Linked DNA regions of Mus musculus: region 2 is linked to region 1. The links are chromatin loops, found by intact Hi-C in ENCODE. Cell type or tissue: heart. All regions are shown on one strand.

The links. Hi-C counts contacts between places; a loop is a spot of excess contacts. Peaks named below come from ENCODE experiments on the same cell type or tissue, not always from the same donor. Only the 100,000 strongest peaks of a DNase experiment are listed, where the experiment ranks them.
Region 2: it touches region 1 in a loop (8-fold over the local background); 15 of 42 quality-filtered maps call a loop at or near these places.

The regions. Positions count from the first base shown.
Region 1 is chr17:84,381,554-84,389,553 of GRCm38, forward strand. Thada (thyroid adenoma associated) reads right to left here. Exons shown (of 38, transcript NM_183021.3): 26 at 4,958-5,049. Among named protein-coding and RNA genes, the nearest start is that of Gm24722, 5.9 kb to the right of the region's middle. In heart, CTCF peaks have their summits at 3,326 (motif pointing left) and 4,336 (motif pointing left); no DNase peak of the experiment used is centred here.
Region 2 is chr17:83,970,367-83,978,366 of GRCm38, forward strand. Gm35457 (a long non-coding RNA gene) reads left to right here. Exons shown (of 3, transcript XR_385836.2): 3 at 1-98. Among named protein-coding and RNA genes, the nearest start is that of Gm35457, 10 kb to the left of the region's middle. In heart, CTCF peaks have their summits at 1,844 and 3,226; DNase peaks (open chromatin) are centred at 1,845, 2,185, 3,255, 7,495 and 2 weaker places; H3K4me3 peaks cover 358 bases; H3K27ac peaks cover 2,691 bases.

The DNA of each region.
Region 1 (8,000 bases):
ATGAAAAACAAGAGAAAAGTAGTTCTGTCTGGCAACTGCTTCACAATCTTCCAGGAAGCAGAGTGCGGGGCAGCGTAAGACACTCCTTAGAAGATGCTGGCACATCTGTGCCATCAAGATAGAAAAAGAAGTAACTAAAATGGTTCTGTCCTTTCCACACCAGAAAGTAAAGTCATGCAGTGTCTTTCCACAGTCACTGAGATCCATGTAGTTGGGTCTAATAATGTTTTTACAGACACATTTCCTTCTTACACTGTACAAAATCTTTCTACGCGTTTCTCTTTAAGAAGACAAAATAAAGAAGGTGCATAGCAGTAAATCAAATTTTATTTTCCTTTTTAGATTGGATTTCTCGCATGTACCCAGATCTACTCATCCACTGTGCCTTTTAAAGAAAATTTCCCTTCAAATATTCCACTTAGTTTTCCATTTACAAATATCTACAGAATTCAGTACTTGTATCATGTTATGCAGATAATTATGGTATATATTTTCCATTTCACCTGGTTCACAGTCTCAATCTTTGTGTCTTCAGCTGAACTGTAAGCTCCTCGCTTCTAGACCAGGCTTCAGACCCTCATGTGCTCCTCTCCCAGTTAACACAGTTAACTGGTAACAGTTCACAGTAGGTGCTTGCCATGAGCGCCACACTGCATTAGGACTGTGCAAACGCTACCCTAATTCACTCTCTTCCTCTACACTGTCCATATGGATGTCATATGGTCAAAAATAAAGCTTTTCAGACTATTATCCATTGACATTGGTTATAGAGCTTGAATAAGACAACTTGAAGGTTAATTCACATAGGGTTTAAATCAGGGATCTGCTGTAAGAAAGGGAGAGTCATGCAGGACCCCCACCCTCCCTGTGCAGATGGAGCTGTTTGAGAAAGCATGGTCAGAGCTCTGAGTCAGGCTGAGTTCTAAGTCTGTTAAATGACAAGAAACACAAGGAAATAGGTTTTAGAAAATCTAAATAAAATACTACTCAAGAACACAACAAATAAGGGGCTGGAGAGATGGCTCAGTGATTAAACAAGAGTGATCGACTGATCTTCCAGAGGAACCGGATTCCATTACCAGAACCATCATGGCAGCTAACAACCGTCTGTAAGTTCAATTCAGGAGGGCCTGACTTTTTCTTCTGGCCTCAGTGGGTACTACATGGACATGTTGCACAGACACACAACACACGCAGGCAAAACACCTATGCACAAAATATAAATAAAACTCGCCACTCAATCCAGGGAAGTGAAACTCTGTGGTCATACAAATATATGAATGGCCGTCACAGCTTTATCTGTTAACAGTTCAAAACCACAAACAATACAAGATATCCTTCAATAGATGCACAGTTTAAAACATGCAGACAAATAAAACGTACCAAAGAACACATATAAAACAAGGCCAATGAGCTCAAAAAGCACCTTTATTTTAGTACACTTACAAAGGAAGATGGACTCTTGATCACTTCTTTATTTATGAAAGTAGGTTTTGTTTGCTTGTTTGTTTTACCCTACTATGTGCAGGTCTATGCACTAGGAACTGCACTTAACCGAATCTGCAATTCTAAGAACTTTATGGAAAGCCTGGGCTTAGCATTTAAAGAAGGACAGCAGGGATACTCCAAGAACCCTCATTTTACAGGGGAACTCCAGGCACAGAGAGATCAGCTAGAACTTGTTTCAGTCAATTACTGCAGCCACCTGGGGATAAAAGCAGGAGAAACCAGCTTCTTCTTCTTTGTTTAGCACCAAGAATGTGCTTATTAAGCAAGTCTGTCTGTTAGTCTCCTACATCCAAGAGAGTTTTAGAGGCACCAAGTATACAAAGAATGTCAAGACACTGACACCAAACTTTTCTCAAAAACCTGGCAGCACGGGTGCGGGGCAAGGGTGGCAGAAGCAGGACAGAAGCAATAGCAAATGCGTCTGTGTCCGTGCAGGACTCCAACGCTGTCAGAGGAAAAGGCAGTCTAGTGCTTAGCTCTGACAGAAGCCTAGATCTCAGTATCCTGGGATGGTAGTGGGGAGCAGCTAAAGGAGTCTATGAAGGTCACTGCCAGTGGCAGCAGAAAGCCTAGAAACCAAGCTGTTTACTCCAAGAGACAGGATTTTCACAGCTGGTGAAAAAGGCAGGTGTTCTTTTCCTGTCAACTCCTTCCTGACCAGTAGCACACATTTGTAGTTCTCTGGCAGAGCAGAGACCTTGTGAAAGCAAACATCACCATCCTGTGAGATGTCACCAGGTGAGTTTAGTTACCCGATTGCAAAAAAACAAAAGTCAAGCCATCATTTCCAGCATACACCAAATAATAGACGGAAAGGCCTCAGTATGAACGAGCAGATGTGCACTGCAGCAGAAAGCGAAGCAACCAAGTACATCTCGTTTGCAGACCGACTGCTGCAAACTGGAGGCCATGAAGGCGTTAGAGTGCAGATCCAATGACAGCTGAGACAGGCTTTCCAGTTGGGAGAAAGCAGAAGCCTGTGTAAGGGTGGCCCTGACAAATCTTCAGATGACAAACACAAGGGCTCTGACCAAAAGCGACCATCACACTGAATAAAGAATCCATTTCCTCCTTTTCCTCACTTCCCTTCCACTGCACTAGAACCATTCTGAACTACGCTGCTTCTTTCTCTCCAGGAAAGTTCTCATTTCCTACCCTTTCCAACTCAAAGAGAATCATGTACAGAAGGGATCTCCATCAGTGTAACGTTGGTAAAACCATGTTTATGACTGCCATATTCTTCCCCCCTTTCAACCTAAATTAAACATCTCATCATTTTCTCTAGTACTTCTCATAGTAAAATCTGTATGCACTTCACAACTATAAGAAGAAACCAATTATATTTGCTTTTCCAAGACAAAGTTCCGAGTAGCACAGGCTGGCCTCAAACTAGCTATGTAGCCCAGGCTGACTTTCAGCTCCAGATGCTCCTGCACCTGCATCCTGAGGACTGAGGCTATAGGGTTGTCTCCTCAGGCTTGGTTTGTATCACCAGTAATCACGGTTTTATAAGCAGATTGAACCTTAGCACACTGCAGAATTATGACCCAGGTGCACAGACCTAAAGAGAAGCAGCACTAGTCATTTTAAACTACTCAATGGACAAACTACTTTAAGAAAAACAAAAATTATCATCATCCTTCCAAACAAGCAATGTTTTGCTTTTGAACTACAATTTGGATTTCAGAACAGACTAAGAACTAGAGAAATGCCTCAGCCATTAAAAACAGTTGCAGCTCAATTGTGAGAATCTGGGTTCAGATGCCAGCACTCACATCAGGTGGTTCACAGACCTGATGCCCTCTTCTGGTCTCTGTGGGTACTGCATACATGTGTACATATGCTCACATAGATACACAGAAAAATAATAATGATTAAAAAATAGTCTAGTATTTTCATCAAATTCTTAGGTGATTCATAATTATATCTAGTTACCTCCCTTTTATATATATGGTGAGTTTTACAGAGTGGTAAATAGATTTTCAAATTACAATTCAGAGTGACACGAAGTTTCACTGACAGCATATATCTCATAACTTTTTTTTTCTGGGAGACATGGTTTCAGTCTGTCGTCAAGGCTAGCCTCAGATGCACAATCCTCCTATCTCAGCCACTCTAGCACTGGTGTTACAGTGGTGTGCCTCAGTGTCACAGTGTCTAGCATACTTTTTAATTCCTAAGACTTAGTTCTATCACAAGAAAATATATTCTGGCTGGAGAGATGGCTCAGCAGTTAAGAGCACTGACTGCTCTTCCAGAGGTCCTGAGGTCAATTCCCAGCAACCACATGGTGGCTCACAATCATCTGTAATGGGCATTCAATGCCCTCTTCTAGTGTGTCTGAAGACAGCTACAGTGTACTCACATACATGAAATAAGTAAATAAATCTATAAAAAAAAAAAAAACAACAACAACAAGAAGCAGCAGCAGCAGAGAAACACTGTGGGTGCTGGAGGCGCAGGTCATCTTAGGAGTGGTGTGCAAAGCATCCAAATGGTGTGCTGAGAGCTGGGCAATAATGGAGCACGCCTTTAATCCCAGCACTCAGGAAGCAGAGGCAGGTGTGTCTTTATGAACTCAAGGTGGGCCTGGTCTACAGAGAGAAGTCTAGAACAGGCAAGGCTACACAGAGAGACCCTGTCTAGAAAACAAAAACCAAAAAGAAAAAAAAATTCACTCTTTAAGTAATCAGCCTAAAACTTAAATTTGGAGCATGGCAACCTTTTTAGGTGAGAGGGAAAACTAAAGACCACTTAGCCAACCAAACTGGATCCTAAGTAATGGTAAGGGAGCAACTGAACACAAAACAACAGTGACACCTAGTGTTAGACAAGCATCAACTCCTCTGCAGTGGAAACAATTCCCTAGTTAATTGCTTCTCTTCTTTAGAAACGCATACAACTTCACCGTGCATTTAAATTGTCTATAATCAAAATGTGTGCACAGGTTCACTAAAGATATCACGTCGAGAAAAGTATCTGAGAGCATAAACTCCAAAAAGCCAGACGTAGTGATTCTTCCACGTGTCCACATACAACGTACAAGGAAAAAGGAGTCAGGGACATACACTGAACACAGACAGAGATGGCTACGTCTCTACCTGGACATGACAGGATGACCTGCTGAAGAGTTTTTTAAGTGCAACTAGAAAGAGTAATTGGGGGCATTTCATCAATACTTGAAGAAGATAACAAGTACAGACAGAAGCCTTGCTTATGTACCCAGAGGTAGTCAAACTGCACTCCTGCCCTGCAGCCCTGCCCTGCAGCCCTGCTCCTGCTGCCTCCCAAGACCTGCTTATTACACAGCTGATCCGCCCAAGGACGCAGACTTGGGTATGGCTGAGCCCACTGGAGCACCTGCACAGTCTTGGCTCACTGAGGACTCTGAATCAGCAGCTACATTAGCCCGAGCTTCTGTGTGAAGGTGAGGTTGCACTGGGCTTACCTATTTGTTTTGGAAACTTCATCCTTTCCTCTCTTAACGCCAAAAACTCTTGTGATCAAGGAACTAAAGAGAAGTGTGGATGAATTTCTCACCTAATGTAAAATAAACAGAAAGTGAGAGTTAGAAAGTAGTTACGGCACGAAACCCATTTATAATGTTTAAACTAGATATTCAAAATCATTAACTAATTAGGTGGGGCTAAAGAAAATAAGGATTGTGTTCATAAAAAAGGCAACTGAGAAAAAAAATTCTGATAATTCATTCAATGGCTTCCTTTTCAGCTGTACCAGCTGTGCAAGTCCAACCACTGCACACAGCAGAGTCTTTCTAATACCATACTTCTAAAACCAAAGCGGACTTTAGTTTCCCACGTCACCTGACAATGAGCACACCAGGGAGACCCGAGCTCCTCCTTTCATCTGTGAAGGACACTCGTGAGGTTTAACTTGATAGAATCCATGAATTAAAGCAGCCAAGGCGGTTAGTATTCAGGATGGTATTATTAATCTTACAATGCCAATAGCCCCCTCAAGTTATTTAACTCAGAAGATTTCTTTTCTTTCTTTGTTTTTAATTTATTATTATTTTTCCCACCCAAGATAGGGTTTCTCTGCATACATAGTCCTCCTGTCTGTCATGGAACTCCCTCTGAAGACCAGGCTGGCCTTGAACTCACAAGAGTTCAAGAGTTCACCTTCCTCTGCTGGGATTAAGGGTGTGCAGTAACACCACACAGCCTCTGAAATTATTTTATGATAATTGATTAATAAAAAGTAAAACAACCAGTCACAGTAGCACAAGGCTGTAAGACCAGGATTTGGGAGGTCGGAGCAGGAGAATCGTGAGCTACAGGCAGGCCTGCTTGGGTAATATCATGAGGGCATATAATGTCTTGGGTAATATCATGAGGGTATATAATGTCTTGGGTAATATCATGAGGGTGTATAATGTCTTGGGTAATATCATGAGGGTATATAATGTCTTGGGTAATATCATGAGGGTATATAATGTCTTGGGTAATATCATGAGGGTATATGATGTCTTGGGTAATATCATGAGGGTATATAACGTCTTGGGTAATATCATGAGGGTATATAATGTCTTGGGTAATATCATGAGGGTATATAATGTCTTGGGTAATATCATGAGGGCATATAATGTCTTGGGTAATATCATGAGGGTATATAATGTCTTGGGTAATATCATGAGGGTATATAATGTCTTGGGTAATATCATGAGGGTATATAATGTCTTGGGTAATATCATGAGGGTGTATAATGTCTTGGGTAATATCATGAGGGTGTATAATGTCTTGGGTAATATCATGAGGGTGTATAATGTCTTGGGTAATATCATGAGGGTATATAATGTCTTGGGTAATATCATGAGGGTGTATAATGTCTTGGGTAATATCATGAGGGTGTATAATGTCTTGGGTAATATCATGAGGGTGTATAATGTCTTGGGTAATATCATGAGGGTATATAATGTCTTGGGTAATATCATGAGGGTATATGATGTCTTGGGTAATATCATGAGGGTATATGATGTCTTGGGTAATATCATGAGGGTATATAACGTCTTGGGTAATATCATGAGGGTATATAATGTCTTGGGTAATATCATGAGGGTATATAATGTCTTGGGTAATATCATGAGGGCGTATAATGTCTTGGGTAATATCATGAGGGTATATAATGTCTTGGGTAATATCATGAGGGTATATAATGTCTTGGGTAATATCATGAGGGTATATAATATCTTGGGTAATATCATGAGGGTGTATAATGTCTTGGGTAATATCATGAGGGTGTATAATGTCTTGGGTAATATCATGAGGGTGTATAATGTCTTGGGTAATATCATGAGGGTATATAATGCCTTGGGTAATATCATGAGGGTGTATAATGTCTTGGGTAATATCATGAGGGTGTATAATGTCTTGGGTAATATCATGAGGGTATATAACGTCTTGGGTAATATCATGAGGGTATATAATGTCTTGGGTAATATCATGAGGGTATATAATATCTTGGGTAATATCATGAGGGTATATAATGTCTTGGGTAATATCATGAGGGTATATAATGTCTTGGGTAATATCATGAGGGTATATGATGTCTTGGGTAATATCATGAGGGTATATAACGTCTTGGGTAATATCATGAGGGTATATAATGTCTTGGGTAATATCATGAGGGTATATAATGTCTTGGGTAATATCATGAGGGCATATAATGTCTTGGGTAATATCATGAGGGTATATAATGTCTTGGGTAATATCATGAGGGTATATAATGTCTTGGGTAATATCATGAGGGTATATAATATCTTGGGTAATATCATGAGGGTGTATAATGTCTTGGGTAATATCATGAGGGTGTATAATGTCTTGGGTAATATCATGAGGGTGTATAATGTCTTGGGTAATATCATGAGGGTATATAATGTCTTGGGTAATATCATGAGGGTGTATAATGTCTTGGGTAATATCATGAGGGTATATAATATCTTGGGTAATATCATGAGGGTATATAATGTCTTGGGTAATATCATGAGGGTATATAATGTCTTTCAAAAGAAAAGGGGGCAAGATCATGTGGAGAGATGGCTCAGCAGGTGTAGGACTGGGTGTTTTTGAAGAGGACCCAGCACCCATTTGGTTCCTCACAACCAATTACAACTCCAATTTTAGATCTAATGCTGTTTTAACCTCCTTAAAACCAGGCAGACATGTGGTGCACACATATACATGCAGGCAAAACATTCACACAGGTAAAATAAGCAAATAAATCTTTTAATAAAGGAAAAATTATTATGAATAAAGCATAATTATTACTCCAACATACTAACAGAGCCTATCTTCACTAAGCCATTGTGTCAAGATCCTTCGGAATCACAAAAAAATCTTCACTATCCTAATATTAGCCTTCCTCAATTATCTTATCAAATGAGCGAGTACTGAGTTATACCAGAATCATGAAGAACACTCAGAATCAGAAATTTTAAACTTCTATAACAGAACCTATATTAAAAGTAGGCA
Region 2 (8,000 bases), 410 kb before region 1:
GCTCTTTACTCTTGGTGACTGAACTACTAATGTAGCATCAAGTTCACATTGATGAAAATGAGTAACATTGTGACATTGTCTATTATCTCGTACATTTATAAAGAATCATTTGACAAAATTACAATTTATAATTCTTCTAATTTTTATTGTCCATCCTAGAATGAATATGTGTGTGTGTGTGTGTGTGTGTGTGTGTGTGTGTGTGTGTCAGAGAGAGAGAGAGAGAGAGAGAGAGAGAGAGAGAGAGAGAGAGAGAGAGAATAGTTTTATAGATAGAGAAGAGCTAGAGAAAGCAGAAACAAGACAAAATGTAGATATTGGTAATCCTGCATCAGCATCCTGTTGCACTAAACCTCCAGCCCCAATATGCCCATGCAAAAACACACAACTACATAACTTTATAAGCTGCACGCCTAGATTGGGCAGATCTACCACTACACTACTCTATTCCTCAGCTATGAGATCCCTTGCTACTTGTGGCTTCTTAGGGCCATGAGGTTCTGCACCATCTTCCTTCCACCTCCTCTTCTTCCTTTCTCTCTTCCCCTACTCGCTAAAACAAACAGCACCAGGGCCGCCCACAACAGTGTCCCTCCTGCGGGCATAGAGCTGTGTATGAGCCTCACAGCTGAGACTGATGACTCCAAAGCTACACAAGAAGAAGGGGACAGTGAGATGGAGAAAGAGAGAATAAGTGGCTGGGCTTGGCCCGTCTGGGGTGGCTTTATTTTCCTCCTTTTTTTCCTTTTTTTTGGGGGGGGTGTCTTTATTTTCAAGAGTTAAGGCAGAGGAAAACTTAATTTTTATGCTAATAGTTTAGGAAATCTGACTACCATCATTGCTGGTTTCTTGAAATGTCAGACAACAGTTTTGGTCTCATTTTTAGTACAAGCAACTCCATTTGGGTTTGGTATGGTGTACTGGGGCCTAATGCTGTAGCAGAACATAAAATAAATCATATATATTTTTTTCTGTGTCCAGACACTTTACAAAACAAACAAAAAACAATAAAAACAGGGGTTTTCTGTGTAGCCTGACTGGCCTGGAACTTGCTCAGTAGACCAGGCTGGCCTCAAACTCAGAGATCCACCTGCCTCTGCTCCTGAGTGCCAGATTAAAGGTGTGAGCCACCACTACCTGGCTTATTTCCATCCTCCAACCCACTTTTAAATATAGAATCTTAATATGTAAACTTGGCTAGCCTTGAACTTGAGACAATCCTCCTACATCAGCCTCCGTAGCATCAGGATTACAGGTATGAATGAGGCACTGTGCACAGCTCACAAACACACTTTTTTTTTTTTTTTTTTGAGACATGGTCTCACTGTATAGACCAACCTGGCTTTGAACTCACAGAGATCTGCCTGCCTCTGATGCATGCGTGCTACCATACCTGGTCCCAGCTCTTTAAAGTAGTTCTACCCAGAGGAAGTTTAAAGTGAAACATGTATTTAAGGTAGAATTTTCCATTAGTCACGTTTTAAAAGTACAAATAAACCCAAGAAAACTTAATTTTAGCAGTATGCTTTTATTGAACTCAATATATAAAAATGTAACTTTAATATAGAATCATTATAAAAATTATTTTGCTTTTTGGCCAATCTTTTGATATCCTTTAAAAAAAATTCTTACCAGCAATGTAAATTTGACTGCTAAAATTTCACAGCAACCTCATCTGTGTTAGGCTTAATGACTTCTGTCACTTCCATGGGACCTTCCCTTTCACAGGCTCCTAAATGGAGCCGGACAAGCCAGGGCATTCTGGGAGTTAAGCAGCTCCCATGGCAGTGAGCTCACAGAGTCCTTGGTGAGGAGTTGACAAAGGACACTCAGTCCATTGTTTCCCTAGAGGCGCGCTCCCGGAACAGCAGCTGGGCTGGAAGAGCAGCAGTGCTCAAAGGGAGGGAGGCTGAGAAGCAGAGCAGGGAGAGCCCCCTCTTTCTGTAGAGTAGAAGTGGGCAGGGCACAGAAAGGGGAGACAGGTGGGTTTCTATGGGCTCCTTAAAGCGTTCAAGCAGACAGTTCTCCAGTGTCACAAGGTGGCCTGGCTTGCTTCTCAACGGCATTCCTCCTGAGCTGGAACAAGGTAATTGTTCCCAATACCAGATCTTCTGACCACCCAGCATAGGTGGATTCAGAGGCCCCAGGAATTCCTCCAGGAAGCCTACCCTTAACATGTCTTCTAAATCACATGCGGTCTAGGATCAATGGACACAAATCTGGGCTGAGCAGAGCTTGGGCAGAGGCCAGAAGGAGAGGGTACCCAACCTGAACAGAGGGGCGGGACAGTCGTTCCTTGCTGGCATAGACAGACTACAGAGACCCAAAGAAAGTCAGAGGTCAGCTTAGATCAACCCTTAGGTAGTTAAAAGAAGCAGACCAAACACAAAGTGTGTGTACGTGTATGTGTGTGTAGGATGGGGAGGATCCTGGTTGTCATGGTACTGGGGCCCCTGAGCCAGGCCATGAAGGCTGAGCTCAAGCAGGGGTAAGGCTTTGAGAGGAAACTGCAATTAAAAGACCAGCTGTCAAGAGGTCCCCACAACCAACAGTGAAGAGACCCTCAACTAGGACACGGGCACCCAAGCAACTTGACTGCAGAACCTGAAGATGCCATGGACTTCCTGTCCTTTCTGTTAGGGAAGTCAGGGCTGAAGCCCATGTAGCCCAAGGCCATCTTCTTATAGAGGAGAGACCAAAGCAGACTCAAAGTCGAGCTGGAACTAGGCTAGTCCCTCAGGCTTTCTCATTGGTTTTCCATCCCACGTGGTCCCCCATCCCACACATGGCCCCCCATCCCACGTGGTCTCCTTTCCTACGTGACCCCACATCCCATGTGGTCCTACATCTCACATGGTCCCCCATCCCACATGGCCCCACATCCCATGTGGTCCTACAGCTCATGTTCTCTCTTTCATCCTTTCTCAGGATTGAGCTCTTTTTTATGATTCCCTTTTCTGGTTAGGAAATATTTCCTGTGCATGGTTGATGTTAGACACATCAGAGCAAACTCCTAGAATGGTTGGCCAGGTGTCACCAGGTGTTGGCAGACTAGGGGCATAAAACAGGCAAAAGTCACAGGCTATAGGTCTTTGAGATGGCTACAGTCGGGTGGTGGCATTTGGAACATGGAATAGGATTCAAGTGACAGGGCTGACCCCCTGAGGGTGAGCCTCTTCCTGCTCACCCTGAGTTTGTATTCACAATACAAAACTCTGGCAACAGGTGGCAGTGCTACTCCGTCCTGAATCCAAGATGGCTTGCCAGGAGATGTTCTGAAATGCATTCATTCGTTCATTCGTCCCACGAGTATTTATTGAGTGTTTACAATGTGCTGGAGACATTTCTAGATCCTTGGGATACAATATTCAATGCAGGAAAGAACTGCCCTCTGGGAGCTTCCTCCTCAAGCAGGAAGACAGCGAGTAAAAGAGAAACACATCTGGTGTGTGGTGTGGTGAAAGAGAGAACAGAGCCTAGGGGAGAAAGCTGAGAGTGTGGAGTTAAATCCGAAGGCAGAGATGAGACGAGCGGCATTGAAGGAGGGGTGGGGCTGCTGCAGAGGCTGGAGAGGAAGGGACGGGTCGTCTGCAGGGATGGGGCTTACTGGAGTGTGGGTTTGTTACTCTATTCTGTACTTGTCTTGCTGCTGTGATAAAATGCCTCAGAAAAGGAACTTAAGGAAAAGGGGTCTACTCTGGTTCGTACGTAGCCTGAGGGTACCGTCAGAGTGTGTCAGGGAAGCCTGGCGGCAGGAGTCTGAGGTGGCTGATCTCACCGCATCCACAGTCAGGAAGCAAAGAGACAGCAGATGCTGCTGCAGCTCACCTTGCAGGCTCCTTTCCGTTCAATGTTTGACCTCAGTCCATGACATGGTACCACCCACTCTAGGGTGGACCTTCCCACCTAGTCAGCCTAATCTAGATAAACCCTCACAGGCAAGCGGAGGTTTGTTTTCCTTGGTGAATCCCAAACCAAGGAGTTACAGTCGAAGAACCGTCACAATTACACGTGTCGGATGAGGAAGACTCACAGTCAGAGAGGAACAGACACTGTCCAAAACGAGAAATCGAAATTTGGAGGGCGCTTTGTCTCACCTGTCCTGTCCTGATGTCCCATTCGGTCCTGGGACTACGTCCCCTCAATGCGGCAGATCCACAGGCTCAAATCCTGCCTGCTTTCCTTTCTAGGCACGTTTTGTGACCAACCTTTAGTTATTGTGTGTAGTTATTGAGGTCCTGAGAGTAAAATATTGTTCAGGATGTATATCAACCCCACCTCCACCCTGCCCATTATCTATGAAACTTGAGAAGGTATGGATCTCAGGAGTTCTAGCAAACAAGGAAGTCCCAAAACAGAGGGTAGCTGGTGCCCGACGATAACCTTAGAGGAGAATGAGTGACTGTCTTAGTCTGTAACAGAATGCCGCAGGCGGGTGGTTTATCATGAAAGGAGAGTTACTTCTCACAATTCAGGAGACTGACACTGAGGTATCCAAGAGACCTTCTTGCTACATCATAGCATTGTTGGGATATATATATATATATATATGAATGAATGAATATGGCAGAGACAGAGGGAGAGAGACAGAACAAACTTTTATTTTATAACAAATCCATTTCAGAGGGAACTAGTCTATCTACTCTCTCAACAATGGCATTAATCCACTCATAACAATAGGGATCTTGACCTGTTCACATCTTAAAGGTCCTGCTTCCTGTCCCTTCCCAGCAGTAGCTACATTTCAGTAAATGTCACATCGGGGAGAGAACATTGAAACACTGGCAGATGGAGCACTGTGAGGATGGAAGCAGTGTGTGTGTGTGTGTGTGTGTAGCCACTTTCCCTGCCCAGAGCGCTTGTTATTAGAGACCTTCTCTTTTGTGAAGCTATTTGCTTGGCTTTTGAGACAAGTGCCCACTATGTAGCCCTCACTGGCTTTGACCTTGCAGCCCTGCTTTGAGCTTTCCTGTTCAGGTAGCCTGAGAACATGTTCCCTTTACCCGCAGATTGGTTCTGAGACAAAGATACATTACAGGTAAAGTCATGCTTATGACTCAACCTGCAGGTGCCAAAGAATCTCTTTCTCCAAGGCTCAGGGCAAAAAAGTCTAAAAGACCAGGGCAGCACAGAGGTTCTGGAACCAATGCCCAAAGCCCAAGAAGGAGATGCTGGCAAGATGATGCTAACTTGTAGGGGAAAAAGACCAAACAAGCAAAGAAAATCACACTCTCCTGCATCATTCAGATCTTATGCGACTTCAGGCCTGGGCTTAGCTAGCTCTGTGACAAAGGCCAAAAGATGATCCTTCCATGGTGACCCACCTTAAGTGTATGTCTTTTGGAACCGAGTTCTGAACAATGAGTGATGCTTGAACTAAAATACAATGGAGTAAAATTGTGAGCCAGTGAGACCCTAGTTTAGTGCCCCATCCTCTAAGCACACTGTCTGCTGGGTAGAGCTGACTTCAAGGTAACTGTACAAAACAGCTCAGTGAAAGGCTAGCTCACATTAGTGCCCTTTCTCAAGGCTGGATCTTATCAGAGAGGAGGCGGAAGCAAAGTTTCCTTCGGCCTTCTTGGCTTTTGAGTTCTTGAGGTTTGAACTTTCCTTATCACGAAGAGAGAAGGAAGTCTTTGGTCCGTGTTTCCGGCTGAATGGAGAAGTTGTCAGGCCTATGTGACTTGGGAGGTGGGAACCATTGGTGGGTGAGCAGGTGCCTTTGGATAGGGCCATGGGAGAGGCATGGCCTTCAGGGCTCTGAGACCTTTGGGACTGTACAGAAGCACTGGAGAGTCTGAGCTAAAGGACCAGGTTCTGTCTCCACAGACTTCGAGCGGGACAGATCCTCCACAGTAGTTTGGGCTGCCCTGGGCCCTTGAGAGATGTGCTTGGGTACCAAGGCTCAGGAACCTTGGAGAAAGTCCCCAGTTCACATCTGCCTTGAAGTGCCTCAGATCCCTGTGTGTAATCACTAGGAACGACTGCTGATTGACGACCAAGTCCCCATTGTCTTTTTCCATCTGTTGCTAAGCCCTGCTGCCATCTTTAATCTTTGCCAGAAACTTTCCATCATTTTGATAAATAGGGGTTTTAGCTAGACAATTTGGAGATTTTAAGAACATTTTATAAAGTTGGAGCGACAGAGACAGAGAGAAGATGGCATGCATGCAAGTAGAGAACTGAGGACAACTTTTGAGACAGTCTGTCCAGCCCTCTTCCATCTTTAAAACTGAGCAGGATACTCCAGATTAGCTGGCTCCGAGCTTCTCGCCGATGACTCCTGCCTCTGTCTCTGTATCTCTCTCTGTCTGTGTCTCTGTTTCTCTCTCTACATCTGTCTTTCTGTTTTGTCTGTCTGTCTGTCTGTCTGTCTGTCTGTCTCTGCACTCACGTATGCGCACCCCCCACCCAGTAGAGCTGGCATTACATATTTAATCCATAGCCCCCTATTTTTTACAAGGGTTCTGGGGATTGTACTCAGGTTGCCTGGCCTGTGGACAAGTGCTTCTACTTGCTGAGTCATCTCCCTGGCCCACCACACTTTTTGAATGCTAAACTTTCTGACTTAATTTGTAATATATTTAATTTCTTCTTAATAGGAACTATGGAGTGAAGTTTCTGGGCTCCGTGAGTCCGGAGAAGAGGACCCAGTCATTTCAGGAGAAGTAAATGCTATTTTTTCTCTCTGTGGGTTTTTGCTGTAGGGTCTCTCCTGGCATTGGGATAGATTAAATGGAGTGTTGGAAATCTTGCTTCCTGCAGTTTATTGTTTACATTATTTATTTGTTTTGTTTTGCTTGGGTGTTTTGTTGAGGTGAGATCTTGAGGGTCTTGATAGAAAGTGGATTCCAGCCTTTGTTTCCGGCTTCCCATGAGTGACATTCACCATGTAAGGCCATAGCCAACTTCAGTCCGGGTGAGCAATCGAAAGCACTGACTTTTGAGCCAAAGTCCCAGGCTCTCCTGATCCTTCTAGCTCATCTTCTTAGAGGAAGAGAGCGGTGCACTCCTTAACCAGGACTCGGATTGGTGCCATCATGTCCACACCCGAACCAACCACCTGCCCAATGTCCAACCTAGACCATGTCATTTAATCCCCTCTCCAGCCTCAAGGGGCAACTGTCATCCACGTTGAGCATCTGACACGGGGACAGAGTGATTTACTGTCCAAAATTGTGGTGAATGATGTCATTGACGTTAGCGTTGTGGGAGAACTTACTATCCCAAGCAATGCTGAGCGTGAGCACGGATAAGACAGAAGACAGCCATGGGTCGGGGTGGGACCATCTGGAACACCAGGAGAGGAGCAGGGAGCCACTGCAAGATTCTCAGTATGGGGGAGAGAGAGTATGGGGGAGAGAGAGAAAGGTGTCCTCCCGCCTTTGGGGGGTCAGGGGCCGTTGGCCAGAAAACATGGAGGCAGACTGGCAGGTGAACAATAAGGAACAGAGTCTTCCAGCCGGGACTTCCTGTGGCCGCACAGAAAACCCTCAGGAAGGAAGGAAAGGCTGTGGCACAGACTCAGCCTGAACCATAAGGACCTTAATTTAGATCACACATCCCGGAAGACGCTAGGAAACTGCTAACGATTATCTCTCGCCCTGCAAGGCTCTGTCTTATGGTGGCCCATCCAGCTAGTTTCTTATTTGCCCCTCCAGGGCTAAATGTGCTCTGCTTCTGAGAACATTCACAGACAGAAAGCAAGAGCCGCTCGTCCAGCAGAGGAAAGCGGGCCCTCTTCTCAGCTATTGTATTGGGTGACATTTGCTGATTCTGAGGTGAATGTCCCCTCCACAGCTGGCTTTACCAATATTTTTAGAAACTTCTCACCAGCTTGCTAGCGCTGAACCATGGCTTGCTCGTGCGGGCAGCTCGACGACGTTTCCCTTTCAGCACCTTCATACTGTCACGGTGCTTCCTGGTGGAGGCCTCTGGGCTCCTCTAACTGGGCTGTGCTCACCCTTCAGCCAGAGAGCAGGCACATCACGAGAGCCCAG